Linked DNA regions of Homo sapiens: region 2 is linked to region 1. Evidence: chromatin loops called from intact Hi-C (ENCODE). Cell type or tissue: mammary epithelial cell. All regions are shown on one strand. Links, peaks and the distances in the headings refer to the core of each region. The heading gives the core; the rest is flanking DNA. Region 1 has its middle 13 kb from the start of ST14. Region 2 overlaps LOC124902793 (a long non-coding RNA gene).

Region 1 (2,910 bases), core at 243-2,742:
GAGGGCTTTCTGCCTGGGCCCAGTTTTATCTACTGAGCTAAGATCTTTTTAATGCCCAGCTACAGGGAAGAGGGTCAATTCAGGGGTAAATCTCAGTCCCTACCCTAGTTTAATGCCAGTTTAAATATACAGAGTAGTTATCAAGGTAATGTCATATATAGCTGTGTGTAGATGTACATGTGTGTACATACGTGACGAATCTTCCCTAGGATACTGGACTAGGGAGTGTTTTATGAGCCAGGAAAGCATTTTGTGAGCCAGGTGAACAGGTTGGTTCTTTATAATGATTACCACTTCCCCATCAGCCTCTCCCTTCTGCCTGCATTGGTCACTGAAGTTGCTGCCAGGAAAGCCCTGAAGAAGAGGGAACTTTTTTGTTTTTTGAAACCAGTTTCTGCTGGAGTGCTCTGAAGAGTGTTATCACCTGACCCTCTGTAGTATCAGCTGGAAACTGATCTCAGGGTCATTCTGATTTCAAAGCTAACAGACCAGCTTCATTGATTTTAGTGCCTGCCATGTACTAGCTGCCTCCAAGTCAGAGGCGCATTTTTGTCTTTTTTTCTTTTTTTTTGAGACAGAGTCTGTTGCCCAGGCTGGAGTGCAGGGGCGCGATCTCAGCTCACTGCAACCTCTGCCTCATAGGTTCAAGCAATTCTGTCTCAGCCTCCCGAGTAGCTGGGACTACAGGCGTGCACCACCATGCCTGGCTAATTTTTTTTTGTATTTTTGGTAGAGACAGGGTTTCACCACGTTGGCCAGGCTGGTCTCGAACTCCTGACCTCATGATCCACTCGCCTCGGCCTCTCAATGTGCTGGGATTACAGGCGTGAGCCACCATGCCCAGCTCCATTTAGTCTTAACCTTTTGAGGCATTCCCCTCTTCCAGAAATGACGCTGAGGTCTTCCACGGAGCAGTAAGGGGTGGAGCAGAGATGCAAACCCAGCTCGGTGGGAGTTCTTCCTTTATTCAGTGTACTTCAGTCCTGGGGGAGGCAGGGGCGGGGGCATGGCAGCCAATACCCATCCAGCTGCTCAGCTCTCGAGTCTCTTACCTGTTACTCACATTCCTGTTGCTGATGGGTTAGAGAGGAGTTTGGGGCTGGTGAAAGTGCAGTGGTTTCTATTTACACGTTCATTACCCAAATGGGGTCATTGCAGAGACAGTCGGGGTTAGCTGAGAACTGGGGAGGCCTGAGAGATGACGTGGAAATGAATGAGAGGCAGGGCTGCCAGGCGGCCTCACCCTAGGCAGGCTCCACTCTGCTCCCTGGTGGCTCACCCACCTCCCGGGAACTGAGAGAAGCTCCTGGTTTCTGCCTTGGTGACTCAGCCTTGACCTCTGGGGAATGTGGCCCTGCCCACCTTGCGGCCAGCCTCAGGTGCTGGTGCTGACAGGTGCGAAGGTCCTCCTACCTGCCTGTCTGCTTTCAGTTGCAAATCAGAGCTCAGCAGCTGAGGTTTGAGCCAGGACATCAGATGCCCTGATCTCTGGTTTCTGTTGCTGTGACAACTGACAAAGCTCTTTAGGAGGTACAGATGAGGATGTAATGAGTCCCTAAGTTTTGGAGAGGCCCAAGGGTCCACTATCATAGGAGCAGGTGAAAAAGTATTTAAAAAAGGAACATGCTGTCTTGCGGTACTTTGAAGTCATGGACATAGACAGAATGGATACAGGGAACTGGAAGGGACCTTATGACTCCTGATTATTTCACAGCTGAAACATGGCCACAGGGTCACACGCTGTTAGGGGCAGAGCCAAATGCTGTGGTTATGTACAATGGACTCTTTTCTGGGGCAAAGGGTAAAGCGGTCCTTATAAGACAAGGAAATGGGTGTCAGCTGGTATCTTTCCTGTTACCGCCTATGAAATAAGGGGAAGTCGTGTCTGTTCTGCCCTCTGTGGTTGCATACTTTTGACAGGCAGTAGCAACCATGGACTTGGTTAGTGCATTTCCACTGTGGAGCAGCCCAGATACCCAGAGAATGTGACAGGAGACATGAGTTCCCCCGCCCCCGGCCCCCAGAATCCTTGAAATGGATGGGACATGACTTTTTTTTTTTTTTTTTTGAGACAGAGTCTCACTCTGTCGCCCAGGCTGGAGTGCAGTGGCGCAATCTTGGCTCACTGCAACCTCCACCTCCCGGGTTCAAGCAATTTCTCCTGCTTCAGCCTCCTGAGTAGCTGGGACTACAAGCGCGTGCCACGACACCTGACTAATTTTTTGTATTTTTAGTAGAGATGGAGTTTCACCGTATTAGCCAGGATGGTCTCAATCTCCTGACTTTGTGATCTGCCCGCCTCGGCATCCCAAAGTGCTGGGATTACAGGTGTGAGCCACCGCGCCTGGCTGGGGGCATGACATTCTTGAGGAATCTGTCAGAGATCTGTGGCCAAGATACAAGATAACCCAGATCTGATTGATTTTTTTTTTTTTTTTTTGAGACGGAACCTTGCTCTGTTGCCCAGGCTGGAGTACAGTGACGGCTCACTGCAACCTCAGCCTCCCGGGTTCAAGTGATTCTCGTGCCTCAGCCTCCAGAGTAGCTGGGATTACAGGCGTGCACCACCACACCTGGCTAATTTTTGTGTTTTTTAGTAGAGACAAGGTTTCACCATGTTGGCCAGGCTGGTCTGGAACTGCTGACCTCAAGTGATCCACCCACCTCAGCTTTGCAAGTGCTGGGATTAAGGCATAAACCACTGTGCCCAGCTTGGTTGAACTTAAAATTTTGAAGTCCCTGCCTCTTTCCGATTAGAGCAGTGCCCTCCATCAATAAAACATTTATAGTGTGTACTATATATACAGTTATTTTAAACTATGTATAGTTATTTTAAAATTATCTGCATGTATTATAAATAGAAACTTGGAAGGCATAAAAAAGATGAAATACTTTTTCCAAATTTTATTT
Region 2 (2,910 bases), core at 215-2,714, 360 kb before region 1:
TCCCCTCAACTGTTAAAGGAAATGGGCTTAATCCTTTCCTCACCTGGTGCTCTCGTCTCTTTTGATAAGACTAAGCCTAGATACTTTACTGAAGTCTGACAGAACTGAGTTTTAGATTTTGAGACCCTGTATCCCCTTTTTAGCTAAGAAATTGAGGAGAGCCTCAGTGCCTTCCTGAGACTTCCTCAGTTGGGACACAGAGGAGAGTGTCATTTACATACTGTAAAGTTTCAACTTGAGGGTGAGAAAAAATTAGAAAGATCTTGGACAGGGCCTGTTTCAGCAACTTCCTTTCAATATCAGGAGCTGCCTGAGTAATAAACCTGCTCTTCATTGAAATAAAAAGATTGAGGCCAGGCGCGGTGGCTCATGTCTGAAATCCCAACACTTTGGGAGGCTGAGGCAGATGGATCACTTGAGGTCAGGAGTTCGAGACCATCCTGGCCAGCATGGTGAAACCCCACCTCTGCTAAAAATACAAAAATTAGCCAGGCATGGTGTCAAGTGCCTGTAATCTCAGCTACTTAGAAGGCTGAGGCAGGATAATCACTTGAACTCAGGAGGCAGAAGTTGCAGTGAGCCAAGATCACACCATTGCACTCCAGCCTGGGTGACAGAGGAAGACTCCATCTCAAAAGAAAAAAAAATGGTTGAGGGATTTTCATCTAGTTTTTGATCTATCATGGAAAGCTTGGAATAGTTAATAGGTATGGCTTTAGCCCTTTCAAGCCCTCCAATATACACATTTGAAAGGGTTTCCTTCTCCATTTTCAGATGCTATCATCATAGTCCTATTTAGGATCCTCCAAGGGCACTGCTACTTTCCTCATTGGATTCTCTTTCCCTGGTACATTCTTCCAGGACAGTTTAAATACTTGGGTTAAATCCTGGAAGGCTTCTGTGAGTGAAGTTGAGGCTTGCCCAGAGCAAACTTCAGGGCCTGAGGGTTAAAGGAGATCCAGGTTACACTTGAGGGGAGCGAAGGCTTGAAGATGGGATGTTACCCATCTAGAAAAAAGGGAAGAGGCGACCCAGCGTGGAAGGGAAGGCCAAAAGGGCATCCCCCTTCACCCATTTTCTCCCATCATCTGGGTCCCAGTGACCATCATAGCCACTGCCCCATGGATGCAAGCATGACCTTCATCCATGGATATAGAGGAGCTAGTCAGCAGGATTAGTCATGGTGACCTGCACTAGGCCCCAACCCTTTGCCCTGCTGGTTTCCTAGAACCACTTGGCCCATAAGGCTCCCAGGGTACCCTAGGTGTCCAGGAGAGGTTGTATTTGGGTGAGACCCTTTAAAGGAGGAAGTGTTTCAATACTATCTCTGGCTTCCCTTGCTATGCCCCTAGCAAAACATTGAAATCCCAGAGAGTGGGACCAATTGACTTACAAACATAAAATCCCCTTTTTGTTTAAATGCCAATGGAGGTGGAATGTAGAACAGATGTCTCAAAAGAACATATGAATTGAATAGCTGTCCTCTCAACTGTTAAAGGTGGAGCTTTGCTGTTTACAGATGGGGCATGGAGCCTGGTCCCTAATAGACATAGGAGGCAGATGAATTGGGGAACTAGAGGTTTTGGATGAAGGGCCGATAGGGCCCCCATGGAGAAAAAAAAAAAATCCCATCCCAATAGGTGGCACTGTAGGATATGAAATATTAGGTAAGGCCTCTGACTCCAAATTTTTCCCAGGCAGAAATTAGAAAAAGAGGTTTGAGGCTTAATAGGCTGTCCCCACAGTATGCCTTCCAGCAGAAGAAAATTAACGTGTCTCATAAAGGAACTGTTTAAATATGTTGGGCAGTGCTGAGCTTTTACATGGAGGGAAGAAACAACCCAAATGGAGAGGGAAGATACTCACTTGGTGTATTAATCTGTTCTCAAGCTGCTAATAAAGACATACCTGAGAATTTATAAAGGAAAGAGGCTTAATGGACTCACAGTTCCACATAGCTGGGGAGGCCTCATAATCATGGTGGAAAGGAGAGCAGGTACAGGGGAACTCCCCTTTCTAAAACCATCAGATCTTGTGAGACTTATTCACTATCATAAGAACATCATAGGGAAAAACCCGCCCTCATGGTTCAATTAACTCCCACTGGGTCCCTCCCATAACATGTGGGAAGTATGGGAGCTACAATTCAAAATGAGATTTGGCTGGGGACACAGCCAAATCATATCATTCTGTCCCTGACCCCTCCCAAATACAATGCTCTCACATTTCAAAACCAATCACGCTTTCCCAACGATCCCCCAGAGTCTTTACAAAATCATTGCAGCATTAACTTGAAAGTCCACAGTCCAAAATCTCATCTGAGATAAGGCAAGTCCCTTCCACCTATAAACCTGTAAAATCAAAAGCAAGTTAGTTACTTCCTAAATACAATAGGGGTACAGGCATTGGGTAAATACATCCATTCCAAATGGGAGAAATTTGGAGAAATTGGTCAAAATGAAGGGGCTACAGGCCCCATGCAAGTCCGAAATCCAGCAAGGCAGTCAAATCTTCAAGCTCCAAAATGATCACCTTTGGCTCCATGTTTCACATCCAGGGTGTACTGATGCAAGAGGTGGGCTCCCAGTGCCTTGGGCAGCTCCACCCGTGCGGCTTTGCAGGGTACAGCTTCCCTCCTGGCTGCTTTCACAGGCTGTGATAAACATGTAAGTGCATTTCTGTATTTGTTTTTTGACATCAGTGTATTGTTTAACACACACACACCAAGGATTGATTGAATTTGCATCAGCTCTATGGATCAATTTGGAAAGGATTAACATTATTACTACAGTGAGTCTTTCAAGACATGAACATAATATATGCCTTCTTTACGTAGGTCTTAAGTTCTCTCAATATTTTTTTACAGATTTCAGTGTAGACGTCTTGCACATCTTTTGTTAGATTTAATAA

Evidence for each region. A loop is a pair of places that touch in the nucleus more often than their neighbours do. Peaks named below come from ENCODE experiments on the same cell type or tissue, not always from the same donor. Only the 100,000 strongest peaks of a DNase experiment are listed, where the experiment ranks them.
Region 2: it touches region 1 in a loop (4-fold over the local background); 18 of 110 quality-filtered maps call a loop at or near these places.

The regions. Positions count from the first base shown.
Region 1 is chr11:130,145,206-130,148,115 of GRCh38, forward strand. No RefSeq gene overlaps it. Among named protein-coding and RNA genes, the nearest start is that of ST14, 13 kb to the right of the region's middle. RefSeq lists a silencer at 289-583 and enhancers at 654-1,853, 1,641-1,690. In mammary epithelial cell, for the core only: a CTCF peak has its summit at 1,282 (motif pointing left); a DNase peak (open chromatin) is centred at 1,246; H3K27ac peaks cover 1,458 bases.
Region 2 is chr11:129,783,951-129,786,860 of GRCh38, forward strand. All of the region lies in intron 1 of LOC124902793 (a long non-coding RNA gene), which reads right to left. Among named protein-coding and RNA genes, the nearest start is that of TMEM45B, 30 kb to the right of the region's middle. In mammary epithelial cell, for the core only: a CTCF peak has its summit at 1,632 (motif pointing right); no DNase peak of the experiment used is centred there.